Linked DNA regions of Homo sapiens: region 2 is linked to region 1. A link is a loop called in an ENCODE intact Hi-C map of the cell type or tissue named here. Cell type or tissue: PC-3. All regions are shown on one strand. Links, peaks and the distances in the headings refer to the core of each region. The heading gives the core; the rest is flanking DNA.

What was found. Peaks named below come from ENCODE experiments on the same cell type or tissue, not always from the same donor. Only the 100,000 strongest peaks of a DNase experiment are listed, where the experiment ranks them.
Region 2: it touches region 1 in a loop (16-fold over the local background); 105 of 110 quality-filtered maps call a loop at or near these places.

The regions. Positions count from the first base shown.
Region 1 is chr13:99,170,048-99,183,199 of GRCh38, reverse strand. It overlaps the pseudogene RPS6P23. Among named protein-coding and RNA genes, the nearest start is that of UBAC2-AS1, 24 kb to the left of the region's middle. RefSeq lists enhancers at 1,235-1,747, 6,125-6,214, 10,034-10,535. In PC-3, for the core only: CTCF peaks have their summits at 6,256 and 6,459 (motif pointing left); a DNase peak (open chromatin) is centred at 6,439; H3K4me3 peaks cover 883 bases.
Region 2 is chr13:99,432,284-99,442,846 of GRCh38, reverse strand. LNCARGI (lncRNA antiviral response interferon signaling inducer) reads left to right here and starts at 10,097. Exons shown (of 2, transcript NR_197585.1): 1 at 10,097-10,460. RefSeq lists enhancers at 5,745-5,894, 9,521-10,250, 9,258-10,457. In PC-3, for the core only: a CTCF peak has its summit at 5,801 (motif pointing right); DNase peaks (open chromatin) are centred at 5,756 and 10,046; H3K4me3 peaks cover 1,726 bases; H3K27ac peaks cover 1,426 bases.

The DNA of each region.
Region 1 (13,152 bases), core at 2,425-10,424:
AATGGTGTTTGGTTTTCTTTGGGCTGTATTTGTATAAATATGTTACTGGTATGTGTTCCAAAATTATGGGAAACTCCTGTATTTCTGATATAACTTAGTGTACATTATCAGTAATAGTCATAAGTGTTGTTAAAATTATTGTGTGTCACAGAGGTAACACATTTCCTTGTCAATTGTGTCTTTTAACTGTGGCTGCCTTAAAACTTTTTTCATCCACAGACAATTCTCTTGTTTATCTTGTTTTAAACCCCTTTAAAAGGTGGGTTTATAATCAGTTATAGGACTCTAACAGGTGCACTTAAATGCAGTTTTGCTGATAACTTTGGAAACTGTGACATTGGAATAAAGGAATAAACTTTCAGAACTCTCATGGAGAGCTGAAATGTTTATGACTATCAAACAGAACAGGAGTTAACTGAATTAACTGAACCAATAGAAAACTAATCTTTTTGACCTTTTTGCTTAAAACATTGCTAATACTTTGTTTTGTTTTTTAGAATTATGAAAACTAAAGCTATTTACAGCTTTTAACAATTGAGTAAAGTATACTGTTACCAGAATTGGGAGCATATTTGTTTCTCTCTACCTGGTTTCTCCAGAATTTGGAAACTATTTGTGAGTATTCTTAATTTATGGCAGTATAGTTATTTGCATAAGTGCCATAAGAATCTGTTTTCTTTTGCAATAGGACACAATTGGAGAAATTGGTTATTTTACTAAGGCTTTGACTGGGATGGTGTGCTTTCCTTTAAGGAATCGACTTGTGGAGCTAATAAAGCCCTTGGAAAAACTGGCCTCATATTTTGTGTACACAGTCCCTGTACAGGTTTTCTGACCTGTGTAAGTACAGAATTCACTTTCTGACAGGCACAGAAGCCCCAGGTTTATGTTGGGACCTCAAGAGAAGGGGAAATTCACCCAACTCATAGATATTTGATGGCACAAATCTATGGCTGGGCTTCGCTTTTAAAATGTCTTATCTGCTATTCCTCCTATGGAACAAAGTTCCATCAAAGCCAATTTGAAAGCCTATGTAAAAGATAATTATTCTTGCTGCACTGTATACAAATAATTAGGCCAAGTATAATAAAGCAAGCCAGTCCCACCATGTTTTGTCTTTAGTAAAAATGGGAAACTGGAGAGAGAATAATTATGTTTCAAAACTACAGTAGACCTGTTGTTAGATTCTAGTCTGCCTAATGTTTTTTTCAATTTGTATTATTTTCTACAGTTTAGACTGAATTCTAATTTTTCTTGGCTACAAGTCCATAAAATAATGTTTTCAATTTCTTTTCCTTCTTTTTTTCCATTTTTCCTAATTTAGAGTCACTGAAAACTAAGCTGTGTTTTCTTAAAACCCTGCAAACTGAAGCCAGACAACTTGAACTTCAGAAGAAAATAACAGCAACCTATTTACGTACATAAGCCACTTTCATACCTGCCTACTAATGTATGGACTTCAGAGTAATGTGGCTTATATCGATTTTTCTAGGATTGTTCTTTTGTTTGTTGTTGTTTTTTCTCCCTTCCTCCCTGCTATTTTCTCTTCACAGAATGTGAGACTTCACAACCTACTAAAAATGAGCTTTTGGGACTTACCCATCTAGGAATAAACCATCATAGCTATGAGAAATCAGATGAAGCCTGAGACCAGAGACTCATTTTTTTGCAAAATGCTTTCTCCGACAGATTTTACAAAAGAAAAGTGGTGGGGGGCAGGCACAGTGGCTCACACCTGTAATCCCAGCACTTTGGGAGGCCGAGGTGGGTGGATTACCTGAGGTCAGGAGTTTAAGACCAACCTGACCAACATGGTGAAACCCCGTCTCTATGAAAAATACAAAAATTAGCCAGGCATGGTGGTGGGCACCTGTAGTCCCAGCTACTCGGGAGGCTGAGACAAGAGAATTGCTTGAACCCAAGAGGCGGAGGTTGCAGTGAGCTGAGATCACGCCACTTCAGTCCAGCCTGGGCGATGGAACAAGACTCCATCTCAAAAAAAAAAAAAAAAAGGTCAGAAATGTGAAAGGAAAATCTCTTGGGCCCCTAAAATCACTAAGGAAAACTCAAGCTGGAAACTGCTTAGGGCAAACCTGCCTCCCATTCTATTCAAAGCCACTCCTCTGCTCACTGAGATAGATGCATATCTGATTTGCCTCCTTTGGAAAGGCTCATCAGAAACTCTAAAGAATGTAACCCTTTGTGTCTCACCTGTCTGTTACCTGAGTCTTCCTGCCTTTGCTTTAAGTTGCCCCGCCTTTCCAGACCAAACCAATGTACTTCTTACATATATTGATTGATGTCTCATGTCTCCCTAAATGTATAAAACTAAGCTGTCCTCCGACCACCTTGGGTACATGTCCTCAGGACTTCCTGAGGCTGCGTCATGGGTGTGTCCTCAACCTTGGCAAGATAAACTTTCTAAATTAACTGAGGCCTGTCTCAGATGTTCCAGGTTCACATGAGTAACTCCTCTGCATGTCTTCGGCATTCAACAGACACACACTGAATAGGAATTCCCTGCCTCCCTCCTGCGGGGCATGAAGCCAGATGCTAGGATTGCAGAGCTTTCATGGGTGGATGTGCATGGGACAAGTGTGAACACAGTTAGCAGGACAGAGCGGGAGAAGTATCCACCAATGGTTTGACCTGCCCTTAGTCACTTCTCCTGGAAATGACGGAGAGAAGCGTGTTAAGAATTGGGAGAGGGCTGGCCCCAGTGGCTCACGCCTGTAATCCCAGCACTTTGGGAGGCCAAGGTGGGTGGACTCTTTGAGCCCAGGAGTTTGAGACAAGCCTGGGCAACATGGTGAAACCCCCATTTCTACAAAAAATAAAAAAATCAGCTGGGCATGGTGGTGTGTGCCTGTGGTCCCAGCTACTCTGGAGGCTGAGGTGGGAGGATCACTTGAGCCCAGGTGGTGGAGAATGCAGTGAGCCATGATCACACCACTGCACTCCAGCCTGGGTGACTGGGTGACTGAGCAAGACCCTGTCTCTAAAAAAAATTGGGATAGGATATGAGCTCAGAGAGCTCAGAGCTGGGCTCCACAGGACATGGGAATGGGGTGGAGTCAAAAGGACCTGTGGAAGTTTTGGAATTGAAGAGGAAAAAAATGTTTTATCCTCTGAGGCTGACCAAAAGGAAATTGGCTGCAGAAATGTTTGTAGATTGTGGTGGGGGTAGGACGATGTTTGAGGTCACCTATAACAGCTTCAATTTTCTGGATGAAACGAAAGACCAGCTCATTCTTCCTAGAATGAGGGGTCTGGGGCTAAACCCAGGACCTGGCAAGGGCATTAGAGGTTTGAGATAGTGGCTAGGTGGCTGTCTTAGCCCATTTTGTGCTGCTATAAAACAGGATACCTGAGACTGGGTAATTTATAAAGATCAGAAATGCATTTCTCATTGTTAGGGAGGCTGGGAGGCCCAAGACAGAGGCACTGGCTTCTGGTGAGGGCTTTCTTGCTGTGTCCTCACTTGGCAGAAGAGTGGGAGAGAGTGAACCCCTTCCCACAAGCCCTTTGCATAGAGGCATCAATCCATTCATGGGGGTGGAGCCCACGTGACCTAAACACTTCCCAAAATGCCCCACCTCCCGACACTGTTGCATTGGGGATTAAGTTTCCAGCCCATGAATACGGGGGTACACATTCAGACCATAGCAGGATTACATCAGTTAGGGTTCCATCAGGGGACCAGCAGAAACACCAGTAATATGAAAAGAGAGAACTAAATACAAAGACTTGTTAACTACATATAATATTCACCAGGTAACTGAAGGTGTAAGGAATAAGTCTGAGATATCACAGAGGAAGCAGCTACCACCTCTCAGGCTGGGCAAACGGAGGGAAGCAGGTCCAATGATTAAAACCTTGAAACTTGGCCAAGTGTGGTGGCTCAGCCTGTAATCCCAGCACTCTGGGAGGCCGAGGTGGGGGATGATGGATCACTTGAGGTCAGGAGTTCGAGACCAGCCTGGCCAACATGGTGATACCTAATCTCTACTAAAAATACAAAAATTAGCAGGATGTGGCGGTGCATGCCTCTAATCCCAGCTACCTGGGAGGCTGAGGCAGGAGAATCGCTTGAATCTGGGAGGTGGAGGTTGCAGTGAGCCAAGATCATGCCACTGCACTCCAGCATGGGCAAAAAAAGTGAGACTCTGTCTCAAACAAAAACAAAAACAAAACCTTGAAACTTAGAGGAGTGGTCCCAGGGGACTGGGACCAGACCTCTGAGAAGGACGCGCTGGCCAGCTGGTGGCGGGCTGGGAGTGGTGAAACTGGCTCTGCTGGTGTTGCAAGCACTGGCATCTGGATTCAGCTGCTGCTGCAGAAAGCAGCTGCATTTGCTGGGTGGAGTGTCCCTGGGGTATTGCTCAAAGGGGCCCCAAGCAGCAAGGAGGTCACGAGCCCCTCCTTCTTCCTCAGCTTCCTGTAGCACCCCAAAATGGTAGAACCCAACTTGTGGTTTGCAGAGTCTCAGCCCAACATCACAAAGCCAAGCAGAGAAGCCTGGGTTTGGAGTGAGAGGCAATAACTTAGTAACTGTCATGGGGAACGCACAAAGCCATCCCTCACTGTATGAGTGACATTTAGGGACTGTGCAGGCACATGAGTCTGTATATTGGCTGAATTTCTTTCCTTTGCCTTCTGCAAATCATTTCGTATTCTCCTAGGCCCTTGCCATATTGGAGAAATATCAGAAAATCCTTAATGGGTCTCCTGGTTCAAAAGGAACTGACCAACGATTACAAGTGTCTATCAACAGATGAATAAATAAGCAAAATGCAGCAGAAACATACAATGGAATATTGGCCTTGAAAAGGAAGGAAATCCTGACCTGTGCTCTAACATGGAAGAACCTGGAAGATCATCTGCTAAGGGAAATACGCCAGTCTCAGAAGGACAAATACCGAGTGATTCCACTTATATGAGGTGCCCAGAATAGGCAGATGCCTGGAGAGGGGAAGGAGAGTGGTGGTTGCCAGGCCTGAAGGAGGAGGGAATGGGCAGTTGTTGTTCGGTGGGTCCAGAGCTTCAGTTCTGCAGGATGGAAAATGTTCCGCGGATGGTGGTGGTGGTGGCTGCACAACAGTGTGAATGCATTGAATGCGTGTGACTGCACACTGAGAAATGGCTAAGGCGGGACGTTTTACCTGATGTGGATTTGCCCACAGTCACATATTTTTAGAAAGGAACTAGGCTGGCTGCAGTTGCTCATGCCTGTAATCCCAGCACTTCGGGAGGCCAAGGCAGGTGGATCACTTGAGGTCCGGAGACAAGCCTGGCCAACATGGTGAAACCCTGTCTCTACTAAAAATACAAAAAATTAGTCGGGCATGGTGGTGCGTGCCTGTAGTTCCAGCTACTCAGGAGGCTGAGGCAGGAGAATCACTTGAACTTGGGAGGCAGAGATTGCAGTGAGCCAAGATTGCGCCACTGCACTCCAGCCTGGGTGACAGAGTGAGACTCCATCTCAAAAAAAAAAAAAAAAAAGAAAGAAGGAAAGAAAGAAAGAAGTAAGAGAAAAAGAAAAGAAAGAAAGAAAGAAAAAGAAAGAAAGAAAGAAAGAAAGAAAAAGAAAAAAGAAGAGAAGAGAAAAGAAAAGGAAAGAAAGGCAAGAAAAGGCCGGGCGCGGTGGCTCACGCCTGTAATCCCAGCACTTTGGGAGGCCGAGGCGGGCGGATCACGAGGTCAGGAGATCGAGACCATCCTGGTTAACACGGTGAAACCCCGTCTCTACTAAAAATACAAAAAACTAGCCGGGCGCGGTGGCGGGCGCCTGTAGTCCCAGCTACTCTGGGGCCTGAGGCAGGAGAATGGCGTGAACCCGGGAGGCAGAGCTTGCAGTGAGCCGAGATCGCGCCACTGCAGTCCGGCCTGGGTGAAAGAGCGAGAGTCTCAAAAAAAAAAAAAAAAAAAAAAAAGAAAGAAAGAAAAGGGAAGGGGGAAAGGGAAAGGGAAAAGGAAAGGAAAGAAAAGAAACTAGACAGAGGTTAGAGCTGGAGGACATGGGTGGGCGCCCTGAGCCTGATGTGTCACATGCCTTCATCCTCCCACCTTGGGTGAGCAGCATTTTCCAGGCTTTGCTTAGTGAGTTCTGATGTGCAACTGTCTTCGTCGGCCCTGCTGCACACCCACTACAGGTGTATATGAACAGGGACGGTCTGCCCCTCTGGTGGTCCCGGGAATAAAGAATTGATTCCAGCAGATGATAATATAACAGCTAATATGGAGTGTGTTCAGCATGCCAGGCACGTGTGTGATCCGCAGCACACCTGTGTTGTAGAGCCTGTTATCACCTCCATTTTACGATGAGAAACCTGAAGCTCAGAGGGGTTGTGTCCAGCCTCCGGTCACCCACCTGCCAAGTGCAGAAGCCGAGGTAGAACCGGGCTCTCCGTCCGGGATCTCGTGCCCTTCACCGCGGGACTCTACCTCCCCCTAGTGGACCATCTAGCCTTGCATGGTCTCACATCCAGTTTCTACACAGGTGGGATACCCAGCTGTCTCCACTCATGAGAGGTAACTTCGCATTCGCTGTTTGCTGTTCCACAAGCATGCCCCTTTCTCTTGCCCTAGCTCCACGCTGGCTGTGTTCCAACAAGTGGCAGCAGTGCTGAGTTTTGCTGCACACCCAGCGAGGCACCCCAGACTCTCACCTGCCAGGAGCACCCCTGCGGGCTTCAGAGGCTTGTGGCAGGATTACCAGGTGTTCCTTACCATGGTCCGTCAATTCCCGCAGAAGCAACCCTGGGAGATTTAAGAATCTTCTTAAGCTTCTGTGGCTGTGGAGATCCTTGGAATGGTAAAGAGACTTCCGGATTTCTTTCTATAGCCCAGCTATGTAAAGTACTTTGTGGAGTCAACTACCCTCCAGGTTTCTCCCTTGATCGGAGGGGTCTGCGTGGGATTCTGAATGGGGGAGGCATCCATTGAGAAGAGCCTTTTCCACACCATGCAGGCACCGTGGATGCCTCTGGGATTCTGGCAGGTGAATCTGGGTATCCTGGGTGATACTGATGGCTTTTGTTTTTTGATGCAGGATCCATCTGAGGTACACATATTGCGTTTAATTGTTATGTTTCCTTTTAAATTTTAACTTCTCTTTTCTTTTCTTTTTTTTTTAGATGGAGTTTCACTCTTGTCACCCAGGCTGGAGTGCAATGGCGTGATCTCGGCTCACCGCAACCTCTGCCTCCCGGATTCAAGTGATGCTCCTGCCTCAGCCTCCTGAGTAGCTGGGACTACAGGCACCCACCACACCCAGCTAGTTTTTGTATTATTAGTAGAGACAGGGTTTCACCATGTTGGCGAAGCTGGTCTTGAACTCCTGCCCTCAGGTGATCCTCCAGTCTCTCAGGGTTACATGTGTAGGTTTATTTTTTATTTTTTATGTTTTAATTTTTTTTGAGAGAGATTCGGGCTCTGTCGCCCAGGCTGCAGTGCAGTGGTGTGATCTCAGCTCACTGCAACCTCCACCTCCCAGGTTCAAGTGATTCTCCTGCCTCAGCCTCCTGAGTAGCTGGGACTTACAGGCACGTGCCACCATGCCCAGCTAATTTTTCGTATTTTTAATAGAGACATGATTTCACCATGTTAGCCAGGATGGTCTCGATCTCCTGACCTCGTTATCCATCTGCCTTGGGCTCCCAAAGTGCTGGGATTACAGGCGTGAGCCACTGCACCCAGCCTGTAGGTTTATTGTATAGGTAAACTTGTGTCATGGGATTTTGTTGTACAGATTCTTTTGTCACCCAGGTATTAATTACTCATTAATTATTTTTCTTTAGCCTCTTTTAATCTAGAATAGTACCCCCTTACTACTACCTTCTTGGGTTTTTTTGGTCACATGGAACTTTTGGGGTTCAGGTGAGTTTACTAGATTGTCCCCCGCTCCATGCTGAATTCGTATAATAGTTGCTTCATGTTTGGATTCAGATCAAATATACTTTGTAGGTGATGGTTTGTACTTCTCACTGCCTCATATCAGGAGGAACATAAAACCTGACCTGGGAATCACACAGTCAATAAATGCGTCTTAACAATATATTACGTTGTGTGGTGCGCTGAGTCCCCTGCTATACAATGAACACACAATGGGAGCCATTGATATGATTGGGACATGCAGAGATAATGAAAACCAAAGGGCAGGTTTGTGGGTTGGCAATAGGTGCACTTAACAGAAAATTCAACTCACAATAGTCCATCCAAATACAAGTCAGGAGGCAGGCAGCCCAGAGCTGATGCAACAGCTCCACCTAATTCAGGATCTTGCTCTCTTTCACTCTGCCATCACTGGGGTGTGGCCTTGGGTCTCATGAATCCAAGATGGCTTCTGCCCCCCAGACATTGGGACCCCTTCCAGGCAGGGAGGAGGAAAGGGGCATGCCAACTGCCCTGATCTCCTTTTAAGAAGCTTTCCTGGGGTGGCACCCAATGATTCTACTCACACCTCATTGGTTGGAACTGAGTCACATGCTGAACCCAACATGCACGATTGGGAAATGCAGTTGTCAGGAGCCTTGCGATCCTGAGCAAAAACATGGTTCTTTTAGAAAGGAAGAAGGAGAGAATGGATATTAGGTAGGCAATTGGGAGTCTTTGCCCTGAAGAATAAGGCAGGCTGGGGTTTGTTTTGTTTCTTGATGTGTGATTTTATTGTTTGTTATTCTTAGAAAAATCTCTTTTTTGTTTGTTTGTTTTGACAAGACTTAAACTTGGAGGTAGAATTTATCAAAGAGGACAGCTCTGTCTCTTGGCTATCTGTTCTTGGCAATTTGTTTGACCTCCTGCATTCTCTTGACCAAAAGTTCAGCATGTTCTGCTCTGCAACCTCTTATTTTCCTAAATATGCTGTTTTTTCAGAGCAATAGACGTACATTTGTGTTGCTGGACACATGGAATAACAAGACTGAATCTTGGGTGCTTTACTCCCAGGTCTCTTACTTTCTTTGTTTAGGGGCTTTCTCACAAAACACTGGTGTTCATGATCTTCTTAAGGAAGATGGAAATGTTTGTGGATTCTGCTATCTGTTCTGAGCCCCAGGATAGAGGCCCAGTAGCATCAGTCAGTCCAGGAATATTCTTCTTTCCTTTTTAGCTGATAGTTAAATTGAGAACACTCAGATTGGCATCCGTAGTGCAATCCAGAACAGACTTGAATTTTCTTTAAAAATTTTTTTAAGATAAAAGGTCTCACTCTGTCACCCAAGATAGAGTGCAGTAGTGTGATCACAGCTCATTGCAGCCTTGAACTCCTGGGTTCAAGCAATCCTCTTACCTCAGTTTCCCTAGTAGCTGGGATCACAGGCAAGAGCCACCACACCCAGCAGACTTGTGCCTCCTTTCTCCAGTTCTCCTTGGTCTCTAACAAGAATGCCCCTTACGCAATGGCACATGGGCACGGCCATGGTCAGGACATCTTGCTTCTTGGGGGAGACTTGCTTGTTGTTCCCCTCACTGTCTTGGACCACATAACCCTTCTGTTCTTTTCACCCAGAGCATCAGAATACACTTCTCAAAATTGGTCCAAAGTTCGTGTTCATCATCCACTTCAATGAGCTCCTGGCAGCCTGTGGCTGGGAAGATCAGCTTCATCTTGAAGCAGCTGATCACCTCCAAGTCCCCACGAAAAAGAAAAGACAGATTTTTGATGGCTAGTGAGACAGCTACACAGATTATATCAGGGTTTAAAAGTTCCCACAAGCCATTAAAAAATGGATTATTCCTGAGATCCTTTCCAAGATGGCCAAATAGGAACAGCTCCGGTCTGGAGCTCCCAGTGTGATTGACGCAGAAGATGGGTGATTTCTGCATTTCCAACTGAGGTACCTGGTTCATCTCACTGGGACTGGTTGGACAGTGGGTACAGCCCACGGAGGGCGAGCTGAAGCAGGGCGGTGTGTCGCCTCACCCAGGAAGCGCAAGCGGTCGGGGAATTTCCCTTTCCTAGCCAAGGGAAGCTGTGACAGACTGTACCTGGAAAAACGAGACACTCCCACCCAAATACTGTGCATTTCCCAAGGTCTTAGCAACCGGCAGACAAGGAGATTCTCTCCCGTGCCTGGCTGGGCGGGTCCCACGTCCATGGAGCCTTGCTCACTGCTAGAGCGGCAGTCTGAGATTGAACAGCGAGGTTGCAGCCTGGCTCGGGGAGGGCGTCTGCCATTGCTGAGGCTTGAGTAGGTAAACAAAGCGACCGGGAAGCTCAAACTGGGTGCAGCCCACCACAGCTCAATAAGGCCTACTGCCTCTAGACTCCACCTCTGTGGTCAGGGCTTAGCTGAACAAAAGGCAGTAGACAACTTCTGTAGACTTAAACATCCCTGTCTGACAGCTCTGAAGAGAGCAGTGGTTCTCCCCAACACAGCGTTTGAGAACGGACAGACTGCCTCCTCAAGTGGGTCCCTGACCCCCGTGTATCCTGACTCGGAGACACCTCCCAGTAGGAGCCGACAGGTGGGTGCCCCTCTGGGACGAAGCTTCCAGAAGAAGGATCAGGCAGCAATATTTGCTGTTCTGAAATATTTGCTGTTCTGCAGCCTCCACTGGTGATACCCAGGCAAACAGGGTCTGGAGTGGACCTCCAGCAAACTCCAATAGACCTGTAGCTGAGGGACCTGACTGTTAGAAGAAAAACTAACAAACAGAAAGCAATAGCATCAACATTAACAAAAAAGACATCCACACCAAAACCCCATGTGTAGGTCACCAACACCAAAGACCAAAGGTAGATAAAACCACAAAGATAGGGAGAAACCAGAGCAGAAAAGCTGAAAATTCTAAAAATCGGAGTGCCTCTTCTCCTCCAAAGGATTGCAGATCCTCGCTAGCAATGGAACAAAGCCAGATGGAGAATGACTTTGACGACTTGACAGAAGTAGGCTTTAGAAGGTTGGTAATAACAAACTTCTCTGAGCTAAAGGAGTATGTTTGAACCCATCGCAAGGAGGCTAAAAACCTTGAAAAAAGGTTAGGTGAATGACTAACTAGAATAAACAGTGTAGAGAAGACCTTAAATGACCTGATGGAGCTGAAAACCATGGCACGAGAACTTCATGACGCATGCACAAGCTTCAATAGCTGATTCGATCAAGTGGAAGAAAGGGTAACAGGGATTGAAGATCAAATTAATGAAATACAGCGAGAAGACAAGGTTAGAGAAAAAAGAGTAAAAAGAAATGAACAAAGCCTCCAAGAAACATGGGACTATGTGAAAAGACCAAATCTACATTTGACTGGTGTACCTAAAAGTGATGGGGAGAATGGAACCAAGTTGGAAAACACTCTTCAGGATATTACCCAGCAGAACTTCCCCAAGCTAGCAAAGCAAGCCAACATTCAAATTCAGGAAATACAGAGAACACCACAAAGATACTCCTCGAGAAGAGCAACCCCAAGACACATAATTGTCAGATTCACCAAGGTTCAAATGAAGGAAAAAATGTTAAGGGCAGCCAGAGAGAAAGGTTGAGTTACCCACAAAGGAAGTCCATCAGACTAATAGCGGATCTCTCAGCAGAAACCCTACAAGCCAGAAGAGAATGGGGGCCACTATTCAACATTCTTAAAGAAAAGAATTTTCAACCCAGAATGTCATATCTCACAAAACTAAGCCTCATAAGTGAAGGAGAAACCAAATCCTTTACAGACAAGCAAATGCTGAGAGATTTTGTCACCACCAGGCCTGCCTTAACAAGAGCTCCTGAAGGAAGCACTAAACATGGAAAGAAACAACCAGTACCAGCCACTGCAAAAACATGCCAAATTGGGGTCAGGTGTGGTGGCTCATGCCTGTAATCCCAGCACTTTGGGAGGCCAAGGCAGGTGGATCATGAGGTCAGGAGATCGAGACCATCCTGGCTAACACAGTGAAACCCCATCTCTACTAAAAAATACAAAAAAATTAGCCGGGCGTGGTGGCGGGTGCCTGTAGTCCCAGCTACTCGGGAGGCTGAGGCAGGAGAATGGTGTGAACCCAGGAGGCGGAGCTTGCAGTGAGCCGAGATTGTGCCACTGCTCCCCAGCCTAGGCAACAGAGTGAGACTCCATCTCAAAAAAAAAAAAAAAAAAAAAAAAAAAAAAGCCAAATTGTAAAGACCATCAATGCTGTGAAGAAACTGCATCAATTAATGGGCAAAATAACCAGCTAACATCATAATGACGGGATCAAATTCACACATAACAATATTAACCTTAAATGTAAATGGGCTAAATGCCCCAATTAAAAGACACAGACTGGCAAATTGGATAGAGTCAAGACCCATCAGTGTGCTGTATTCAGGAGACCCATCTCACGTGCAAAGATGCACATAGGCTCAAAAGAAAGGGATAGAGGAAGATCTACCAAGGAAATGGAAAGCAAAAAAAAAAAAAAACAACCAAAAAAAACAGGGGTTGCAATCCTAGTCTCTGATAAAACAGACTTTAAACCAACAAAGATCAAAAGAGACAAAGAAGGCCATTACATAATGGTAAAGGGATCAATTCAACAAGAAGAGCTAACTTTCCTAAATATGTATGCACCAAATACAGGAGCACCCAGATGCATAAAGCAAGTCCTTAGAGACCTACAAAGAGACTTAGACTCCCACACAATAATATTGGGAGACTTTAACACCCCACTGTCAATATTAGACAGATCAACGAGAGAGAAGGTTAACAAGGATATCCAGGACTTGAACTCAGCTCTGCACCAAGCAGACTAATAGATATCTACAGAACTCTCCACCCCAAATCAACAGAATATATATTCTTCTCAGCACCACATCACACTTATTCCAAAATTGACCACATAATTGGAAGTAAAGCACTCCTCAGCAAATGTAAAGAAACAGAAATCACAACAAACTGTCTCTCAGACCACAGTGTGATCAAATTAGAACTCAGGATTAAGAAACTCACTCAAACCAGGGGCGGTGGCTCATGCCTATAATCCCAGCACTTTGGGAGGCCAAGGCGAGTGGATCATGAGGTCAGGAGATCGAGACCATCCTGGCTAACATGGTGAAACCCCATCTCTACTAAAAATACAAAAAAAAAAATTAGCTGGGCGTGGTGGCAGGCACCTGTAGTCCCAGCTACTTGAGAGCCTGAAGCAGGAGAACGGCGTGAACCCGGGAAGCAGAGCTTGCAGTGAGCTGA
Region 2 (10,563 bases), core at 2,564-10,563, 260 kb before region 1:
GTAGTTCCAGCTATGGGCTACAGTTTAAAAATAACTTCAACACCAACTGTTCATGTCAGCATTTTTTAATGGTATGAAAAAAGATATAAATGTATTTATTACCACTGAATTGCACACTTAAAAGTGGTAAAGACGGTAAATTATGTATGTATATTTTACCTCGATAAAAAAAAAATAAGGAAAAAATGGTATGGAAAATTTAAGTTAACAAACAAATAGGAAGGCAGGCCTGAAAGTATTTCCATATTCTGATCACATAATATTCTAAAGACAATATGAATTTAAAGCACATTTCTGTATCTGCAATATAGGGAAATACAGTAAAATGATCAGTGTTAATTTCTGGGAAACTTTGCCTAGGTGCTCTAGTGCCCTCTTCTGGATATGTTGGAGTACTGCATCTCAGGCCGAACTTAATGGAACCCCTTTGGCATTCTGGTGAAGCCTGCAGACCTCCTCCCGGAATTATGCTTTAAAATGCATAAGATAAAGAGAATCATAAGGAAAATCATTATATTGAATAAAGTTATGAAAATATCAAAATATTTAAAAACAAATTTATAAGTTATTTATTACCCAATTAAGTTAAAATATTTCGCTTTGGGTCTAATAACCACTATAATTTCAAAGTAGTGATGAGCTTAAACAACATTTGCAGATATCTGCAGCAACCATAATCTTGCATGAAAACATCCGTGATTTCTATTGGTGATAAACTTATACTCAGTGTGTCTGTGGGTTCCCTAGGGTTGCCTAAAAAGTTCCACAAACTAGGTGGCTTAACATAATAGAAGTGTATGGTCTGACCGTTCTGGAGGCTGGAAGTCTAAGTACAACATGTCAGCAGGACCATGCTTCCTCTGCAGCCTGCAGAAGAGGAGGCTTTCTTGCCTCTTCCAGCTTGCGGCGGCCCCAGGCATTCCTTGGCTTGTGGCGGCAACCCTCCAATCTCTGCCTCCGTCTTTCTATGGCCGTCTTCACTCTGTGTCTCTCTCTTCTTATGAGGACACCAGCAGTAATAGCATATAAATTAATATCACAAAAATGTAATATAATAATATAATTCAGGACACCCTGAATTGTATCCCTGGAGCATAGATTAAGATCCTCTAGAAGTTATTTTAAGTTAATAAGTATTTCTCATGTTCATACTCTGTCCCCAGGAGAATCTCAAGGAATGTGAAGACATGAAAGATGCGCTTCCTTTCTTGGTAGAAGTTTTCTGTCAAAGTAGGATGAGATTTATACATGCAAAACAACCAAGAACACTACCCAGCAGTGTGAGACTTTGTGGCATGAATTTCAGTGTTTCATCCCTCCAGAGGCCCAGAGAAGGGAGAGACTGTGTGGATGGGAGCAGTGGGGCACGTTTTAGGAAGGCCGGGGGGCTTGGTTTGGGTTTAGGATGCTGGGAGGATGGGTCCCATCAGGACATATGTCAGGTGGTGGAAACAGCATGAGCCAAAATATTAATAAAATCTCAGAGAACGCAAGTTAAGCACCACAAAAAGATTTAACTCATGCAAAAATGAAACTTGGGAAAGTGTACCACATTTAAAATCAATGGATTGATCTAATCTCCAGAAATAAATAAGAAAACGACCTTGCATAATCAATTATGCTATTACAATTAACTATACACAAAATGAGAGAAGAAACATTTTAAATGCTTAAACATTGTGTAATTTCTACTTCATTCTACAAATATTCCAGCAAAGGCTTAATTTCCCTAGTAGATAAGGAGCTCTAGATACAAACCAATAAGAAAAAAAGAACAACAACAAAATGGTCAAAGGAAATGACCTACCTACTCACAGATACAAGGTACAAAAGGGTCTTAAACATATAAAGAGATGTGCAATCTTACTCATAAGAAAAGTACAAATTAAAATTATACTCATGTCATTTTTATCTATTAGATTGGCAAAGATTAAAACATTTGATAATATACTCTGTTGGCAACTCTTATTTCTTGCAGGGGGAGGGTGTAAATTGGTATAACCTCTTTGGCAGTCATTCTGGCAATATTTATCAAAATTGCAAATACACATACCTTTTGAAACCTTTTGAAAATCCACTTCTTTTTGTTGCAGATACCCTTGCATGAATGAATATTATTTTGAAAAGGTAATTAATTGCTCTTTGGCTTGCAAAAGGCTGGAAACAAAATGTCCACATAGCACAGCTATACAGTGAAACAATAGGCAACTGTAAAAGAAAAAAAGAATAAAGGAATTCCTTTAAAACACTACTGTAGGTGGGGGAAAAATATGTTCCTTCTACCCTTCTAGGTTCTCAGCTGGGGCCCTTGTAACAAAAGACAGATGAACAAGAGAAAAGAATACAAATTTATTTAAATGTTACCTGACATGGGAGCCTTCATAAGGAAATAGGGACCTGAAGAAATGCTTAAACCTGAGTGTTTCTAGCCTTGATTTGATAGAATGCTGAGTCATAGAAAAATGTGGTAGGACAGAAAAGGTATGAGCTAAGAGTAGTAAACTGGGGGAAAGTTAGCAAGGTCTGTGCATTCAGATTGTTCCTGGGGTCCCCCTGTCTCCCTCTCACATGAGGGTCTCCTGACCTGCTTCAGGGGAAAGTCAGGGAACCCTTTCTCTACTTACCAGTTCTCAAATTCCTTCAGCTTAAAATATTCACTATGCCAAGGTACATGTTTTGGGGTAGCATCCTGAATGCCCCTCCCTCCTACGGAATGATTTCTAAGCTATCAAGAATGAAAAAAGCAGCGGTGCGTGCACGTTTTTGCTCATAGATGCAGAAGATATCCTGCGAGGATACACGTGATGCTGGTGACACTGGTTGCCACTACCAAGACCTGGGGGAGGGGCGTGCATCCTTCTGCACCTTCCGAATTTTGGACGACATCAATGCATAACCATATGCAGTAAGCTGATCACAATTTGGTAGTACTTTTGAATTACGAATGCTGTTACTAGCTTGTCTTTGATACATTTATCCATTCAGCCAGTGGTTACGTAGCCAGCACAGAACAGGGGTCGATCCAGCACCATCACGGAAGGGCTGCTCTGGTCCGAAGTCTTCAGAGCTTCCGGTGTCCCAGAGTGGAGAATCTCGCACCATAAACCCTCCTCTGTCTAATATTCACTGACTTTCAACAGCAGTGTGTTACGATGCTATGAAAGTCTGTCTTTCTGCCCCTCGTGTCTTCAAATCCCCACTTCCCATAAGCAGGGGACTAAGAAACTAAGGGGTTGCCAGTGTAAAGAAGCGCTACCCTGTAGCACTGTAGAAGGACGGTGGGCACTGGGAGCCACTGATGTCCCCGATACGATGGAGCACGGGCAGATTTGCCCTTTGGGGACAAGATTTGACGACCAGGCAGGCACCTGCTGCAATTATTCCAGTAACGTCAAAGGTGAGTGAAAAGCAAACCCGTGTAGAAGAAGCTGTAGCAGCTGTCAATCCCAGGTTATCTTAATTATGCCTCCCTGGACAGAACTGGTAAGTGGTAACTGGCTCTCTCCTGCAGAAATGAATCAAGCCAGTGCCACACTTGAGTAGGTGCACTTGAGTAGGAACATTTGCGCAGTCCTTCACATTGCAGAGACTTGCTTGCATGGTTATCATGCCAGTTCTGCTGTTTTGGCCAAAGGTGCACAGTTCTGTCCCACTTTGTCCTGTCAAAAGCCTCTTGTCCTCGTGCTGTCAGCCTCACCTCTGATTCCAGCCCTGGGGAGGGTGAACAGCTCCAACAAGTCTCAGCTCAAGCGAGCGCAGCTTGTCTGTTGCGTCCCACACGTGGTAGGCTGAAAAATGGCTCCCCAAAGGTAAGTCCACATCATAGTCCATGGATCCTGTAAATGTGGCCTTATTTCGGGAAAAGGTCTTTGCAGATGTGACTAAGGACCTTTGGATGAGGAGAGCGTCCCGTCTTATTGCCAGATAAGCCCTGGATGTCATCACAAGAGTTGTTTTAAGAGAGAGGCAGAGGAAGATGTGAGGACACACAGAGGAGAAGGTGATGTGAAGATGAGGTAGAGGTCAGAGTGACAAGCCCACGTGGCCACAAGCTTAGCTGGAGGAGGTCAGGAAGGATCCTCCCCTAGAGCCCTTGGAAGAGGGCAACAAGTATCTGCAATAAATATGGGAATGCAGGTATCTTTTCAAGATACTGATTTTGTTGTCCTTGGATATATACCTAGTAGTGAGATTGCCAGATCATATCCATTCTATTTTTCATTTTTTGGGAACCTCCATACTGCTTTCCATTATGGCTGTACAAATTTACGTTTCCACCAAGAGTGTGCAAGGGTTCCCTTTTTGTCCACATCCTCACCAACACATCTTTCATCTCTTTGGTAATAGCCTTTCTAACAGGTGTGAGGTGGTGCTCCCTGTGGCTTTAATTTGCATTGCTCTAATGATTAGTGATGTTGAACAATTTTTCATAGACCTGTTGGCCATTTGTATGCTTTCTTTTGATAAATGTTTATTCAGGTCCTTGGCCCATTTTTCAAATCATATTATTTCTTTTCTTACTATTGAGTTGTTTGGGTTCCGAATATATTTTGGATGTTAACCCCTTATCAGATGCATGGGTTTACAATATTTTTTCCTATTCTGTAGGCTATCTCTTCTCTCTGTTGTTTCCTTTCCTCCACAGAAGCCTTTTAATTGGATGCAGTTTTGTTTATCTATTTCCACTGTTGTTTCCTGTGCTTTTGGGGTTATATCCAAGAAATCATTGCCCAGACTAACATCATAAAGATTTCCCCCTATATTTTCTTCTAGTACTTTTACAGCTTCCAGGTCTTATGTTTCAGTCTTTAATCCATTTTGAGTTGATTTTTGTATATGGTGTGAGATAAGAGGCATTTCATTCTTCTGCATGTGGATATTAAGGGAATTTTTATAAATGGAAGATTAAAGGACTAGCCAACCAGAAGTGTGATTATGATCACTATTAACTGGACAAAGTGACACCTATGACTTTATTCTTTTCCCATATTCTAGACTAGGGTTTATTACACCAAGGCCCATTAAAAATGCTTGGCAGAGTGGAGGGAGGAAGGTGGTGCCTTGTCACATGTCCTTCGGGAATTAAATTTGGTGATGTTTTCAAGTCCATGATAATCTTAAAAAATGAGTAGGTCTTTTTTTGGACCAACTGGATGGTGCGTTCTAGGGAAGCACGATGCTTGCAGGGTCAGGCCCGTGTTGTGTTGATGGTGGGATGTGCCTGCCGATCTCCTGCCCTTGCAGGGTTTTATTTTTAATGCAGTTTCTCAAACTGAAGTCTCCTTTTATTTTTTTATTTTTATTTTTTTTAATTCACAAGAAAGTATTTTCTTTCAAAGGGGCCTGCATGGATCTTGCGTTTAAGACAGGCCACTCTAACCATACCTGGTGGTACTCGTGCAGAGGGTAAGTGGCTCAGAGAGTGGGCCTGGCCTGGGGTTAAGTCCTATACCCATTTCCTCTGTGCTGCGTGACTCTGGACCGGCAACTCAACCTCTCTGAGCTGTGGCTCTCTGCTCTTTACATGGCAATGCTAACAATAGTTACACAATAGCGTTGTCATAAATATTTCATGAGATGGGGTTTGGAAAGGGCTTCCTTAGCACAGCGCCCGCTATATAGCTAATGTTATATTATGCTCATGAATACCAGTCAGCCAGCAGAAAGCGTGGGGGTAACCACATCTGCGGCGGGGGCTGACATCACAGCAAGGAAACTGTCAGCGCCCGGGCCAGTCACCGCGTCATGCTCCCTTCCCACCACAAGGAGGCGCAGGCACGAGTTTGATTTATTTTATGAGCAAGAACCCAGAGCGTCCGCTGGGGGGCGCAGGTTTTGCGTCCGCAGCAGGCGGCGCTCCTAGGCGTCTTGGGGTCCGCCTTCCTGGAGCCCCAGGAACAGGGTTCTAAAGTCCAGACTGTCATCGGAAGCATCAATAATAAAAATAGCTGTAATTTATTGCATATCTGCTGGGCTCTGAGTGAAGCTCTGTGTGTGTGTGCGTGTGTCTGTGGGTCTGTGTGTGTGTGTGTGTGTGTCTATGTGTGTATCTATGTGTGTGCGTGTGACTGTGTGTCTGTGTGTTTGTGTGTCTGTGCGTGGCTCTGTGTGTGTTTGTGTGTGTCTGTGTGTGAGTGTGCATGTTTGTGTGTGTCTGTGTGTGTGTGCACACATGTGTGCATGCAAGCACCTGTGGGTACATACATGCATATATACAGACACACATCATATGTACATATGCCCATATAATATATTCTAGGTATTTAGTATATTTCAGAGTGGAGTGCACAGCATAAACACGATGAAGAAAAATTGCACAGAGAAGCAGATATTCTCAGGACCAAAATACTTTATTTACTTATTTATTTATTGAGACAGTCTCATTCTGTCGCCCAGGCTGGAGTGCAGTGGCGTGATCACAGCTCACTGCAGCCTCAACCTCCTGGGCCCAAGCAATCTTTCCACCGCAGCCTCCTGAGTAGCAGGGACTACAGTCACATGCCACTAAGCCTGGCTAATTTATTTATTTAGTAGAGACAAGGTCTAGTTTTGTAGCCCAGACTGGTCTTGAATTCCTGGGCTCCAGTGATCCTCCTGCCTCAGCCTCCCAAAGTGTGGGATTACAGGTGTGAGTCACCGCACCCAGCCTTGAGAAATTCTTTTCTCTGAATTATCAACCTGGGTTAAAAGGTACTCATTGTCAGCTGAGAGGCCGAAGTATCCAGGCAGCTTTCACAATAGTGTTTCTGGTGCAGGAGGAGATTTTTATTGTTCACAGGGCAGAAGTGTGAGACAGGACCTGGTATATACAGGTACTTCATCTGTTGTAAGATAAAAAGCTATTAAATGTAGCTCTGCTATAAAGAAATTCTTTTTCTTGGAGCCTTGAGAAGCCAAGCGGTTACTCTAAAATGCTCTGGGACAATTATCATGGAGAGCTCAAGGCAGTTGAGGAACACAGACTCTGTGGTCTTGACTATATTTATTTTCTTCTTTGTGTTTGCAAACATGTGCCATGCTTTCTACAAGAGCATGAATTATTATAGTTTAAAGATTCACATTCATCAAAGCCAGTCCCAGCTGAGGCAGATACAGGTGAGTGATACACGATGGGGTGCATGCTGAGGTCAGGGAATCCATTCATCAGCACGTTTGTATTCAGATCTCAGTGTGTGCATAGCACTGCGCTTGGTGAGGAGGGGAGACAGGAGGCGGAGCCACAGTCCTGCCATCAAGGGGGAGGAAAGGGATGGAAGGGAAGGGACCTTTAGCATTTATTGTACCCCAGACACAGTTTATACACATGTGACTCCCTTAATATTCACAAAGGACCTCTGAGGAGCTGTTATTATGATCCTCATCCTGCAGAGGAGCAAACTGAAGCCCAGAATGGGAAGCTACTCTGCCAGGTAAGAGCAAAACCTGCACCTCCGGAATCCCTACCTGCCCTGCTCTGCCAGGCTTAGGCCCACGAAGGATTCATTAACAATGTCAGGCAGGCAGTGTGGACCATGGTAGGGGAAATGCCCCAATGGGAAGGATAAAGGAGTTTTGGCCGTCAGTGACTCTTATTTGGGAAACCAAGAAATTGCCTGGACTTTCCCAAAGGTACAGGGAGGTTTGGACGTGTTAAACTGGAGCCCACATGGTGGCGCGCACCTGTTGTCCCAGTGACTGAGCTGGGCTTGAGCCCAGGAGGTTGAGGCTGCAGTGAACCATGGTCCTGCCACTGCACTCCAGCCTGGGCAACAGATTGAGACCCTGTCTCAAAATAAAAATAAAAATAAAAATAAAAAAAGTGGAGCCCAGCTGGAGGCAGAGACAGGCCCAGCAATGAAGAAACAGTGAGCTGAGAGGGGTGGAGAGAATGGGGTCCCTGCATGCTTGCCAGAGTTCCCCAAGGCATTTCCAGTTAATAAGTAAAATGTATTTAAAATGTGAAGACTGGCTGCCAATCCCTCACGGAACTCCCAGACTGGACTTACTTTCATCATCCTCTTGGTGCTGTTGAGCCAGGTGCGTTTCTAACAGCCCTGCTGAAAGACAGCCAATGGCGTAAGACTTTTCTTTTTTCACATAAAAACCCACTAAGCTTCCCGCAGACATCAGGCCTTTCACCTGACTCAGGGCCCGCGGTTATACCTGTGTAGACCTACGTTAGCAAACAGCGGCTTATCGGAACTCGGGCCCTCTGACATCAGCCAGGAAGGAGCAGGCTATGCTGCTGGGAAGTGCAGGCCTGAAAGGCTGTTTTTCTTACTGAGTGAGCAGTAAGGTCACCCAGATAACCCACTCCTGAGTCACGAGGCCTTTCTGACCTATGACTCTGGAGGGCAGCTCTGTTTATTTCTTCTTTGTGGTGACAATGTGGGTGTCACCTTGAGGAGCCCATTGAAGAAGTTCATTGAGTGAGAAGACTCGGCCGGGTCTCCGGGGCCGCTGTAACAGACTCAGGGCTGCAGTAACAGACTCAGGCCACCGTAGCAGACTTGGGGCCTCTGACGACAGAAATGTATTTCCTCGCCGTCTGGAAGCTGGGAGGACCTGGTTCAAGGTGCGGGCAGGGCTGCTTTCCCCTGAGCCTCTCCACAGTGTCTTCCACCAGGGGCTTCACGTGGTCTTCCCTCTGTGTGCGTCTGTGTTCTAATCACCTCTTCTTGTAGGGACACGAGTCATGGGACCTTTTTTAATCATAATCACCTCTTTAAAGATCCTGTCTCCAAATACAGTCCCATTCTGAGGTACTGGAGGTTAGGACTTCAACCTACAAATATGTGGGGGTGCAGTATGCCCCTGACTTCGCTGGAAGTGATGGAGGTGAAGTTGGTCAATGGTTTCCAATGCTCTGCTCTCCCTACACTGATCGGGGACTGGCCTCTGTCAGGCCTTGTGAGGTGCCTGTGCCCACCCACTGTGAGCCAAAGATGGAGGCTCCCAGAGAAGATAGTCCCAGCCCTCCCCCACTAGCCTGGAACCCATCCTTCCAGCTCAGATCACACTCTGAGGAAAGAGATCCCTAATCCAGGCAGCTCAGACACCTGCTAGGATTCTCCAGACCCCCGCGAGAGCGCACCCTGTGGTCCCGGGAGAGGGCAGAGTAAGCCATACCTCAACAGCACTCCACCTGCTCAATGGCATGAAACAGTTCCACATCTGCTGGACCTGGAGGAGGTGTCTTCCTAGGTCACCTACATGCAGGGCACCATGGCGATTTGGAGATACAAGTGCCACACACAGAGACAGAGCCACGGCCTGCCTTATCCAGCTGCCCCCAGCATTTTTTAAAAAATTAGACAGGGTCTCACTCTATTGCCCAGGCTAGAGTGCAGTGGTGCAATCACTGCTCACTACAGCCTTGCGCTTCTGGGCTCAGGTGATCCTCCTACTTCAGCCTCCAGAGTAGCTGGGACTACAGATGTGCATCACCATGCCCAGCTAATTAAAAACAATTTCTTTGTCAAGACAGGGTCTCAATACAATGTCCAGGCTGGTCTCAAACTCCTGGCCTCAAGCAGTCCTCCTGCCTCGGCCTCCCAAAGTCCTGGGATTACAGGTATGAGACACTGTGCTGGGCCCCTGTCAATTTTGGAAGGATCCAGTTGTGTTTCTTCATTCATTTAACACATATTTGTAGAAAGCAAATCCGTGCCAGGCATAGATGCTTGAGATTCATTAGCCAACGAAACAGAAAACAACCTGTGACCTCATGGAGCCTCCATCCCTAGCGGGACGGGTACAGCAGGGGCTTCACCCAGAGAGGCTTCCTGTGAAAACGCCCACTGGGTCCTGGGGAACTGGGAATCCCCGGCCGCTTCTGCACAGGGCTCCTGGGTGGTTTCCTGTTTCGGCTCCACAGCCGGGGGAAGTTTCTGCTGTTTGCTCCTCTGCACTCTAAGCGGAGATGTGCACACTCGCGAGCAGGGATTTTTCTGGTTCAGGAAAGTCCTGCGTCCTTGGGCGCACTTTCACAAGTGTGAGAAAGCCAGTTCAAATGTGACTTCCCGTGAGAAACCCTGCCTGGCCTCCCGCCCTCCCCGGCACTCTCAGCATGAATCATGCTGCGTTGTCACTATTGTCTTGCTCATCTGTGCCTGTCGCATTCCCTGAGTTCCTCCTGGCGGGGTCTCGGCCTTGTTCATCTTTGGACCTGGTGGCCAGCACAGAGAATGTGCTCAATGAATGTTTGCTGGATTGAATGACACACCCTCAGGTCCAAGTGGGCCATGCCCCTCTGCCTGCAGCCTGGTGGCCGTCAGGGTCAGGGCTCCCATGCTTTCTGATACCCGGGAGGATGGGTCTCTGACCATGGGATTTTGAAATAGCAATGAGCCTGAATAACATTTTGAGATACTGGCAACAACGAAAGTGTGGAATGAAACTTCCCGTTATTTCTGCTGGCTAACACTAAGTGGTTGCCACCTATGTTCATAATACAAGGAACTGCTCAGTTTCAACCAGAGGTGAGTGAAAACAGATGTCATTGTTTTCCCATGTCAGTTCATGAGCCCTCTGGGTTGTATTCTCAGGTCGCTCGAGGGTCCACTTGTGCTCCATTTAGAACCT